Linked DNA regions of Mus musculus: region 2 is linked to region 1. A link is a contact called in ENCODE Hi-C data. All regions are on one chromosome and are shown on one strand. Each heading gives the region's core, a stretch centred on a gene start or an enhancer-like site at or near the end of the contact. The rest is flanking DNA. Distances are from core to core; before and after follow the strand shown. Region 1 has its middle 21 kb from the start of AI197445. Region 2 holds the start of Smim15 (small integral membrane protein 15).

The links. Hi-C counts contacts between places; a loop is a spot of excess contacts on that map.
Region 2: a map of left cerebral cortex shows a loop between it and region 1 (3-fold over the local background). The contact joins the promoter of Smim15 here to the enhancer-like site in region 1. A Hi-C loop is called at or near these places in 2 of 37 maps with a recorded cell type or tissue (Patski and left cerebral cortex).

The regions. Positions count from the first base shown.
Region 1 is chr13:107,446,583-107,451,648 of GRCm38, forward strand. No RefSeq gene overlaps it. Among named protein-coding and RNA genes, the nearest start is that of AI197445, 21 kb to the right of the region's middle. Within about 2 kb of position 3,138, at least 2 of the 3 ENCODE cell types and tissues checked have a DNase peak (open chromatin) inside an H3K27ac peak, as active enhancers do; they include left cerebral cortex, where a contact is called at or near this core.
Region 2 is chr13:108,040,367-108,045,810 of GRCm38, forward strand. It overlaps Smim15 (small integral membrane protein 15), which reads left to right and starts at 4,108. Exons shown (of 3, transcript NM_001048250.2): 1 at 4,108-4,120. It overlaps Gm41055 (a long non-coding RNA gene), which reads right to left and starts at 4,105. Exons shown (of 5, transcript XR_003950673.1): 1 at 3,840-4,105.

The DNA.
Region 1 (5,066 bases), core at 1,888-4,387:
AGCATCTTCCTATATTGCTGGATACCTTATTTTGGGGGGAAAGGATTGTTAGATATCTTATTTGGGGGGACAGGGTCATGTGTGCGTGTACGTGTCTGTGTGTGTTTGCATATGTTAAAGAAGAGAAGTTGATATCAAGATTCTTCCTATATTGCTCGATACCTTATTTTGGGGGATAGGGTCATTCATTGTCTTCTCCCACTCCCCCCTCTCTCTCCAGCACTGAGGTTACAAATCTATTCTACACACGCAGCTTTGAAGTGGGTGCTGGGATTCAAGCTCAGGTCCTCATGCTTACATAGCAAGCACTTCACCCACTGATCTGTCCCTGCAAGTCTCCCATTGAGGATTCTCAAAACTTTAGGCCTAGACTTCTGAAAGAGGATTCTGTCTCCAGAAAGCATCATCATTGAAAGAATTTAAGTTAATATATGATATCCTCTTTGGTTTGCATGCCTCTCAGGCCTCCTTCATATATATATATATATATGTATGTATATATATATATATATAGCAGAACAGAAATTTTGACATATAATTGGTACCTTGTAGGGAGGAAAGTGACCCACAGCTGTGAGAGCTGCTATGCCTGATATGGATGGCTACGCTCTCAGTGCCCTTTCTCCCTTTCTCCCTCCCTCCCTCTCCTTCCTTCCTTCCCTCTGTCCCTCCCCCTCCCTTTCCTCCCTCCCTCATTCCCCTCCATCTCTCTCCCTTTTTTTCTTCCTTCCTCCCTTCCTCCCTTCCCCCTTTCTCCCTTTCTCCCTCCTTTCTCCTCCATCCTAATTTGGGGACAGGGCACAAGTCTTTTCTTTTGGAACTGCTGTGTCCTGATTTGTAGTTCATACAACGAAGTGTTATATGTTGAAGAATTCCTCGGGTACCATTTTACATAGACATTCTCTGTGCTTCCATGGAGCGACATCAGTCTGAATTCTGATGTTCCCCTGATGGAACAAGTACCTTACACAGCTTGACTGCAATTAAGTCTTATCAGGTAAATTTCTGTGAATATTTTGAGGAATCGAGAAATGTAGGATAGCTCGTAAAAACTCAGGACCAACAGTATTCCTTCAATCACACTGTAAAATAAATGCATTTCTGAACGTGGAGATTCATGTAATTTGACTTGATTGAACTAGAAACTCCCAGGAAGAGCTTGATTTTTGGTCCATTACCCAGGCCACAGAGACTTGGATGAGCTTCTGTTAAGTACACAGCTCCAGGCTCGAGAAGCCTTCTCATCAACAGTGAAGGCATGCTGCCACTGACAAGCAGAGGGGCTTCTTTGTCTTCTCATTGCCACTGTCTGAGCCATCAGCCAGCAGTGGAATAGCATGCTAATACACTGTGCCAGCATGTATGTATTCTCCCAGAATGTCTGCGTGACTACTGCCATTCTGAACCAGGAACACAAAAGGCTGGGAAATCTAAGATAACAAATACTACTGCATGGCACCACAGATACAGCATGTTAATTATTAAGCTTCTAGGAGTCTCGGTTTTTGTACCTTTAAAAATGGGAGTAATGGTTACTGATCTAGTGTAGTGAAAAAATAAATAAAATTTTAAAAAAAGAAGTGGGCTGTTGAGATGGCTCAGCAGGTAAAGGTGCATGCTGCCAAGCTTGAAGACCTAAGCTTGAGTCCTAGGACAGATAGACAGACAGATACACACACACACATACACACACACACACACACACACACACACACACACACACACACTTCCTCTCTCAAACTCATTCCAAATGACTTTAAATACCATACGTATCTTCTATTATATTATATTTATTACTCATAAATATGCCCTGGTTGTCTCATGTCTTACTTGTCAATAAGTACAAATAAGGCCATCTTGATTCTCAAGTTTTAATGTCTCTATAGACCCAGCTCCCATTTTTATTCCTTCTCTTAAATATTTGTATTCCCAGGAGTCCTTGCCTGTGCCCAGGGATAGGTCCTGGCTCCTGAATGTTCCCTGAGAAGCCACATGTCCCCAAGGCTGGCAGTTCCCCTGGAAGTTCTGTGGGCTGAGCTTCTGTTCCTATTGTACCTGTGTCACGAGGCTCTGGAAAATCTGTTCTAAACATTAATGTAACCACAATGCCATCAATGGCCTTCAAATCCAGCCGTTTCTATAGCTCTCACCACCCTCTGGAATGAAAAGGAAAGCCTATTCCTCATTGTCCTCAGGTCGAGTCCCATAGAAAATTGCTCAAAGTCCTGTATGCCCAATATTGAGTTACACATGCTGGTGATTCTTACATAGATTTTTTCGGTGAAGATCTGCCCACACATCCTGAGTCAAGGGTAGGATGATCAACCATCTCAGTTTCCTGGAACATTTGTGGTGTCAGCACTGAATTTTTCCAATCACAGGCACAGTGTGTGCCTATACTCCCAGTGCCGGCTTTCCAGAACCTATTGACAGGTCAGCTAGTCCAGTTGAGTTGATGAACTCCAGGTTCAATGAAAGACCCTGTCTTGAAAAGTTAATATAGAGTGACTGAGAAAGAAACAGATATTAGCCACTGGCCTGTGCACTTATGCACACACACATGCAAACACATAACACACTTAAAGATGAATGAAAGAATAAGGCTTTCAGACATTTCATTTTCAAGGGAGCTCTTCAGCTCCTTTGTTAGCCTGGTGTTAACCTCCTCTAAACCAGGAGTATGGGAGGATAGATATTGCTTGGTCCTGTTCATTAAACTTTGGAATCCTGTTAGTTTTATCTGAACAGTCCCACAATGAACATCCCTGTTCTTAACCCTCTGTGAATGAATGTGATTATTTCTTTTGTATAAATGCACCTAAATAGAACTGATTTTTGATATAATGCAAGTTTCCCATCAGAAAGTCTATCCCAGTATACTCACTGGGGCTTTAGTTTTTTTAACCAGGCAAATGCATCTAGAGTAAAAAGAACTTTGCCTTGCTACTAGGAGAACACACCAGAACATCCTTGCCAGAAGGACAGAAAGGACAGGATTGGAGGAATGGGACCAGCAGTTCAAGAGCTGCCAGAGAGGGCACGGAGCACCTTATGCTCAACGTGTTTTGGTTCCAATACAGCACATTCTCTTAGACTGTGCACGCCGTCCCTCCACACAGCATTTCCTGTCACATCCAAATTTTCTGCAGTCCTCAGCCAAGGCATCGGCACTTGGAAGAAAACAAGAGGCTGGGAAAATTCCACTCTGACTTCATGCCGTACCCTAGGCATAAATGCCAAGAAAGCAAGGTCCAGGTCACCACTTACAAAACGAAACTGTTGTCTAGTTAGTTGCAAGCTGCCTGAGATGAGATGGGGCTTCTACGTAAGAGGAAGTTCCAGAAACAACACGGGGGACTAATGAGGTAATTGGCATTATGTAACCTGCTCACCAGGCTTTCCAGCTGGCTGGACCCAGTTCCTAATGAAAAGCTGTCTTATCCTTCCCAGGACTGGGAGTAGGCAAAAGCAGGGAGCATGAAGCATACCAAATGATCTCACTACACTCAGCATTCTCAAAGCACACTCTGGGATGAAACCCAAAAGGCACGCAGGCAAAAGGCATGCGCATTGTGATGGTTAGCACTGACTGCCAAGTTGACAGGATTGAGAATCGCTTGAGTGACCAACCTCTAAGAATGTCTGTGAAAGAGGTTTTTGTTGCTGTTGCTGTTGTTGTTGTTGTTGTTGCTGTTGTTGTTGTTGTTGTTGTTGTTGTTGTTGTTTTTAATTGGGTTGAGTTGGGAAGACCCGCCCTAACTGTGGCATCACCACCCCAAGGCTGAGTAGAAATGAGAGAGTGTGCTGAGATTCAGTGTTGATCTCTCCCTGCTTCCTGACTAGACGCAACGATTAGACGCAACGATTAGACGCAACGATTAGACGCAACGATTAGACGCAACGATTAGTAACTCTATTGGCCCCTAGGACTTCCCCGTCTTGATGGACTCTACACTCAAACTGTGGGATGAAAGAAACCCTTCCCTCTTTAAGTTGCTTTCTTTGGATATTTTGTCACAGTAATAAGATGAGTTACTAATGCACTACCCTCACCATTTTTCAATTTCAGGTAAAGAAAGCATGATCATTTAAAATAGAGAGATGGCCAAGTTTGGGCAAATACTTTGGAACTATGCACATGCAATGTCCTAGCAATAGCCTGCTCTCGTTGGGCAGTACAGCTAGCAAACCAATGTCAATATTAGATCAGATATACATACCGAGCATGCTCAATAAATATCTACTTATGTGATCAACTCTCCAAACTAACAAAAAATAGCAGATCCAATTCCCTCAATGAGCCTACAGACCCCTGAGTATACAGGTCTGTCTAACAATAGTCCTGGCTGACCATGGTTTTCTAACCAAGAGGGTGAGCTGCTTGGGCCATCAGATTTGCAAAACTCCACGTGGGAAGACTGTGGCTGGGATAATGCTTTTAGGTGACTGCCTAGCTCTCCTCTACCTCACAGCGGAAATTTTCAGCATGACACTGGGTCTAGTTCCAGTGATTCTTATTATAGGTCCTGGTTTACTAGGACTTTAAAATTAGGAAACCGGGGTGGAGGGAGGGGGGAGATGGTTCCACAAGTAAAGGTTCTTGCCACCAAGCTTGATGGTCTGAGATTGAACTCTGGGACCTACGTGGTAGAAAGAGAGAATCGACTCCTACAGGCTGTTCTCTAAATTCCATATCCACACCACTGTTTCAGCATACCCCATTCTCCACCCCCAAACACAAACACAATTTTAAAATTGAAAATCAGAAATTAAACTATATTGCTTCCCAAGATCATCCCTTCCCCTTTAATATCATCAGCATAGTAATTCTCGCTAAATAAATAACCTATCTGGCCCTGGAAGTGCATGCCTTTAATTCCAGCAGTTTGAAGGCAAAGATAGGTAGATTTCTGTGATTTTTTTTTTTGAGACCAATTTGGTCTATGTAGTGATTTCCAGGCAAGCTAGGGCTGTAATGAGAACCTGTCTAAAAACAAACAAACAAGCATGATAAATAAAGCTCAGTTTGAATCCAGAATTTGAATTTTTGCAGTTACATTGTAGAA
Region 2 (5,444 bases), core at 2,858-5,357, 590 kb after region 1:
TGAGTAACACTATACCCTGAAATCTACTATTTAAAACCATAGCAAGTTCAAGACTAGACTGGCCAACTTAGCAATACACTGTGGTTTCAATGAGACTGGCACCCATAGGATCATATGTTTAAATACTTGGTTTCCAGAGGATGGGCTGTTTAGTAAGGAATTAGAAGTGTGCCACGCCCAGTCTAGCTTATTCTCTGCTTGTGATTTAGATGTGAGCTTTCAGCTACTTCTCCAGGTCCCTGCTATGCTGATGGTGGAGTAACCCTCTCACCCAGCAAGCAAGCTCCCCATCGACTGCTTCCTTTTGTAAGCTTCCTTGGTCTCGGTTTCTCTCCACATCAATAGAACAACAACTGAAATCCCTTGTTTCAAACAAACTAACAAAGACATTAAATGACAAAGGGCAAAAGGATGTAGGTCACACACAGGACAGGACTAGGCACTTGGGTGGCATGTGCCACACACCTGGGTTCAGCCCAGTACTGCAACAATGATACAGTGATGTTCATACTTTTGAGGCAACTAATCCTGGGGTTTACATTCTAAAAAACTGTCTAGGTTACTGTCTAGGAGAGACAAGAAGCCAGTAAACCCAGACTGAAGAGCCGTGCAAGCAGAGCAGTGGTGGCTGTGGAGGACTCGGGTGGGAAGGCAGCAATTGTTTGCCAGCCCCCTTCATAGGCATTAGCTCTGCAAAGGCATAAAAGCAAACTCCCAAGAAGTCATCAACAAAAACAAAAGCCATCTCTGTGTGTGTGTGTGTGTGTGTGTGTGTCTGACCTTCCATGAGTCGGGCTCTGGGGATGGAATTCAGCCTTGATTGCCAGCGTCTTTACCCTCTGTCTCTTTAGCCCCAGAAATGATAATCTTGCATTACTCCCTGTTGAGTTTCTTACTCTTTTGAGTACTAATTGTTTTTCCTAAGCTCCTACACCGATGAGTCTGTGAGTGTAAGACACATGCCTTTAATTTAAGCAGACGTTTCTTAGTAGTATTAGCTAATATTGATACTTTCAGTACTGCCCAATAATACCAAATGTTGGTTAAAAATAACAACTGAAATAACACTGTCTGGCCTGATAGGCCCTAATGAGTTTTCTAGAAAGAGTCTGATAGACACTTCATAGATAAAAGAAGCTGAAGAGAAACTCCCGAAGTGTAATCTACCAGAAGAGGAGGCTATAGTGGGATGAATCACTGATGGGTCGATAAATGGAGAAGTGAGAGCTCTGCACAGAGGCAGGTTATGCACGTTCACACAAGCAGCCAACCAGCACGGCTGGAAACGCCTTCCCCAGCACGCTAGCTCTGAGACATGCTGCCACCACCTGGACACTAGGCAAGTCGGGGATTTTAGTTTTTGTCAGCAGTGACAGACTCTAAAAACATAACTCCACTTTGGGGGCCGGGGGTGAGGGGGAGGGGAGAAAAGAGAAAACATTTCTGCCAAGACTGGAGTGAGCAGAGATTTTGATAAAATAAGTTTAGAATCCTGCTTTACTTTTTAAGTCTTCTGTTGTTAAACTGGAAAACCTGTATAAGAACATGAACTTTTGATGGGTGATTTAGTTCGGGATTAGTGACAGTATTTGAGAGGCACTGACTTCAGTACTGGGTACACAGAAAGTACTCAACTGATATTTAAATAAGGTTATGAAATAAAATTCAGGGATAAAACCCAATTCCATCAAAAGAAGTTACATATGTACAGGGTTACTGGAGGGAAGGAAATAAGGCCAAGTACAGGTGAGAGACCTTTCAGCATCTTTTAATCAGAGCAAATAACATTATTACAACAACAGAATCTTATTCAGGGTACATGCCTTTCATTGACACATGGTTAGAGTGAGACTTAACTTTGTACTTACAAACATTAAAAAAAAAAAAGACTTTAGAAACTAAGGAATGACAAGTCTACCAGGAATTACCTTACAAGAGAAAAGCAAACGAACAATTTTTTAAAGGCTTTGTGCAATAACAAATATTGTGCAGCTGTTCCTTGGCTTCAGAGCTGCTATGTGGGCTGCTTTAATCCTGCACACACAGCTTTTCCTAGTCTGCTCTCCATGGGAACTACCTTAACACCCTACCTCTTCTCTGAGACAGGGTCTCAAGTAGCCCAGAATGGTTCAAACTCACTGTACGCCTACCAAGGTTGTTCATCTTCCTGTCTTCACCTCTCAAGTCTCGGGGTTACACCTGGCTAAAATCTGCTTCTTAAGAACAAGGCAGAACGTATTAGTTGTTATCTCATAATGCATTTGGGACATTTGGGAGAATAAAATCCAAGTTAAGACAACGGTGGTGGTGACCGCCCACCATCCCATTACTTAAGAGAGTGGACCACAATGACCCAGAGCTCAGGTAGAGTCTGGGCTACATAGCAAGAGTCTTTCAAACAAACCCGTGACTACTCCCTCTCCCAGAAAGGATAAAGAGCTAGGGGACTGGCCAGATACACTAATTTACTGATCTGAAGGGGCCCGAATGATCAGAGGTCAACTAGAATGCCCTCTAGATATACGGGAGGAAAAGGCTCAGAGAGAATGAGTGCTGTAGGGGCATCAGTACAGAGACTAGAAAGCTGACCTCGCCATGGAACAGTCAGCCCATGGTTTGGGAGCCTATCTTACTTATCATCTTTGGTTAAGGTAATGCAGGCCCCAGTAAGGCTGTCCTCCATGGCAACCTCTATGCTGTTCTTGGGCTTGCACAGGCCTGCCTAATACACCAGAAGAGAGAGCCCTAAAATCTGAGTGTGAAGGCTAGGTCTCCAATAGCCAAAGAAGCTTGCTGCTTTCTTTCTCTCCGTTGTAAGTGTGTGTACTGTGCACGATTAGGCTGGTGCACCCCCTCCTCAGTTCCTTCCTTACGGTACTGCTTCCTTTTATTCCCAAGACTTGCGGGGACCCTGGGTCCTTTAGAGATAAAACAGAGCAACACACTGGGAGGCAGAACTTGTGAGGAACCATCTACTGAAGTGAACATGTCACGGATACAAGCCGGTTATGGATACAAGCCGGTTATGGGTACGCTTGTTTGTACAGGTTTTAAGCAATCCTTCAGGCTTTCACACAAGAATAAGAAAACCACGGCTGCCATTACAATATGCAGCCATTAGCATATACCCGGGTAGCAGTATTTTAGATCCTTAGATTAGCTGCCAAAGTCTGCTCCTTGGTAAATAATGGTTACTGTTGTTATACTCTAACTACTCATACATGTCTCGGCTTGCTCCTCAAAGGGAACGCTCACAGTCTCTCAGGAATAAAAACTTGCTTTATTTGGCACACAACAGCGAGGAGGTCTTGCAACATTCGCCAGAGGCAGTCAAACAGAGCAAGTAGTTCAGGCAAGCAATCACAAAATTTGAGCACCAACCAAACCAGAGCTAATCTTTCCGTCCCTGTAGATTAGGAGACCCATTTAACGCACCCCTTTCTGCTTGTTGACTTTTTGAAGTCCTTTATTTATGTATTGCGATCTCTATGCCCTGACAGTTTAATTATTGACAGTTTACTTTGGGGCAAGTATCGACCATTCCTTTGTGAAGTAAGTTAGGCTCTTAAATGAAAAACAAACAACGGAACCTCTTTCCCACAGCGTGGCAGCATTTCCCCCTGCTACCAAGGTTCACTGGACACATCCCAGCCGGGCTGCTGCTTGGCCAAATCTTTAAATATTTAACTATTGTTCAACTCTACAGCATGAGTGAGGGGCGAGTTAGGGAACACGCCAGTCCTTCCACGGCCTCGAGAAGGCTCTAAGGAGACTGCGGGGTCCCCCTCGTGTCTAGCTGCGGCTCTCTGGGCTGAGAGTCCCCTGGACGAACTCCTCACCCACTCCGTCTCCTCGCCGGCGTCCCACGCAGGACGCGAGGCCACGATGCCCCACCTGCAGCGCACACGAAGCGGCGCGCGGCAGCATCCCCGACCGCGGACACGAAGCCTCCGCGCCTCGCCTCGCCTCGCCGCGCCGCCCCTCCCCGCCCTCCCGCTATGGCTCTAGACATTGCGCCGCCGGAAACCCGCCCGCCACTTCCTCATCCCGCCCCGCCCCGCCCCGCCTTCGGGCGGGACCTGAGCGGAGCGGCTTCCGCTTTCCACTTTCCTGCCTGGCGGTGAGTGGGAATGGGAGCGGGGATCCCCTAGGGCTGCGGTGGCTTGCTGTAGCCTAAGCTGAGCGTGTGGCCGGGCTCTCCCGGCTCTCTGAGCTCCTGACCGCGGGTCCTGCCCGGCTTCGCTCGGCGGGGCGGCGTCCTTAGCCGGTGAGGCCGACTGATGGCCGTGGACATGGCCCGGGGCAAGGAGAATGCTAAGCGGGGAAAGTTAGGAGAGAAGCTGTAAGTCTAGAGACGCCTGGTGCAGCTCCGGGTCCCCTAGGCTTTGTGAGGTGAAGGAATGTGCCTGAAAGTAAGGCGAGGATGTTTTGGTGCGAGACTGAGGTGCTCTCGAGATGTGTGGCCTGTGGACCGTAACTTTGCCATAGCCTAGTCATCAAGTCGCGCTAGTCTTATTTGCAAAGTTGGGCGGATTTCGCAGACTTGTATTTAGTTCGTTACTGGACTCGAGAAAGATCGATCTTTCTTGGACCTTCCTGCAAACTGGTTACAACTGGGCGAGGGCGTAGCGACAAGGGACTGGATGGTTAACGTCTCCAGAAAGTTTAATGTGCTGAAAGTAGGGGCATGGTTTCTGATACAAATACGGAGATAGCATGGGGACATGGAAGTTAAATCCAGTGATAGTTTTCTTGATGTGACGGGTTGTGGGTACCATAATTATTTTGGTAATTCTTTATTTTCTTGTAAGGTACATTAATTGAACTACAGACCACAAAACCTTTAAAGAGCAAAGCATAGTGTTTGACTTTGTAACGATGTACCCAATCCAACGAATAAATGAGGATTCTTAAGTACAAGCAGTTTAAATTCTTGGTTGGTCAGCGGTGGAGCATCTGTCTACTGTGCTCTACTAGGCTTTGGGTTGGATCCCCAACAGTAGACGCAAAGATTAAAAATCTTTATGGGTATGGTACCTGTAACATGTCAGCCAGCCAGCTTGATTTTTTTTATGTTAGTGAAAGTCATTATTATTCAGACAAAACTTTAGTACTCAAATAATTTACGTAGAATACTTGGCTTCTACGAATTAGAACTCTTATTTTGGGACATTTGCAGTTGTAATTTAGGGAGAAATAGGTGTTAAGAGGCTATACTATTATAGAAAGATGTTTTTACTTGTTTGTGTTTAGAGGAGAATTTAGAGGTTTTTTTTTTTTTTTTTTTTTTTTTTCCATTTCTAATCTTACTGTAAAGGTATCTTTTATTCTCCTGTTGTAATTGTCATCTTTGAGGCTTACTGCTCAGTCTGCTAACCCAGGCCTAGTCCCGGAAGCTTCTAGCCTCCACACAATCTTATCTAGGCCTAGAGTGTTTTCAGCTT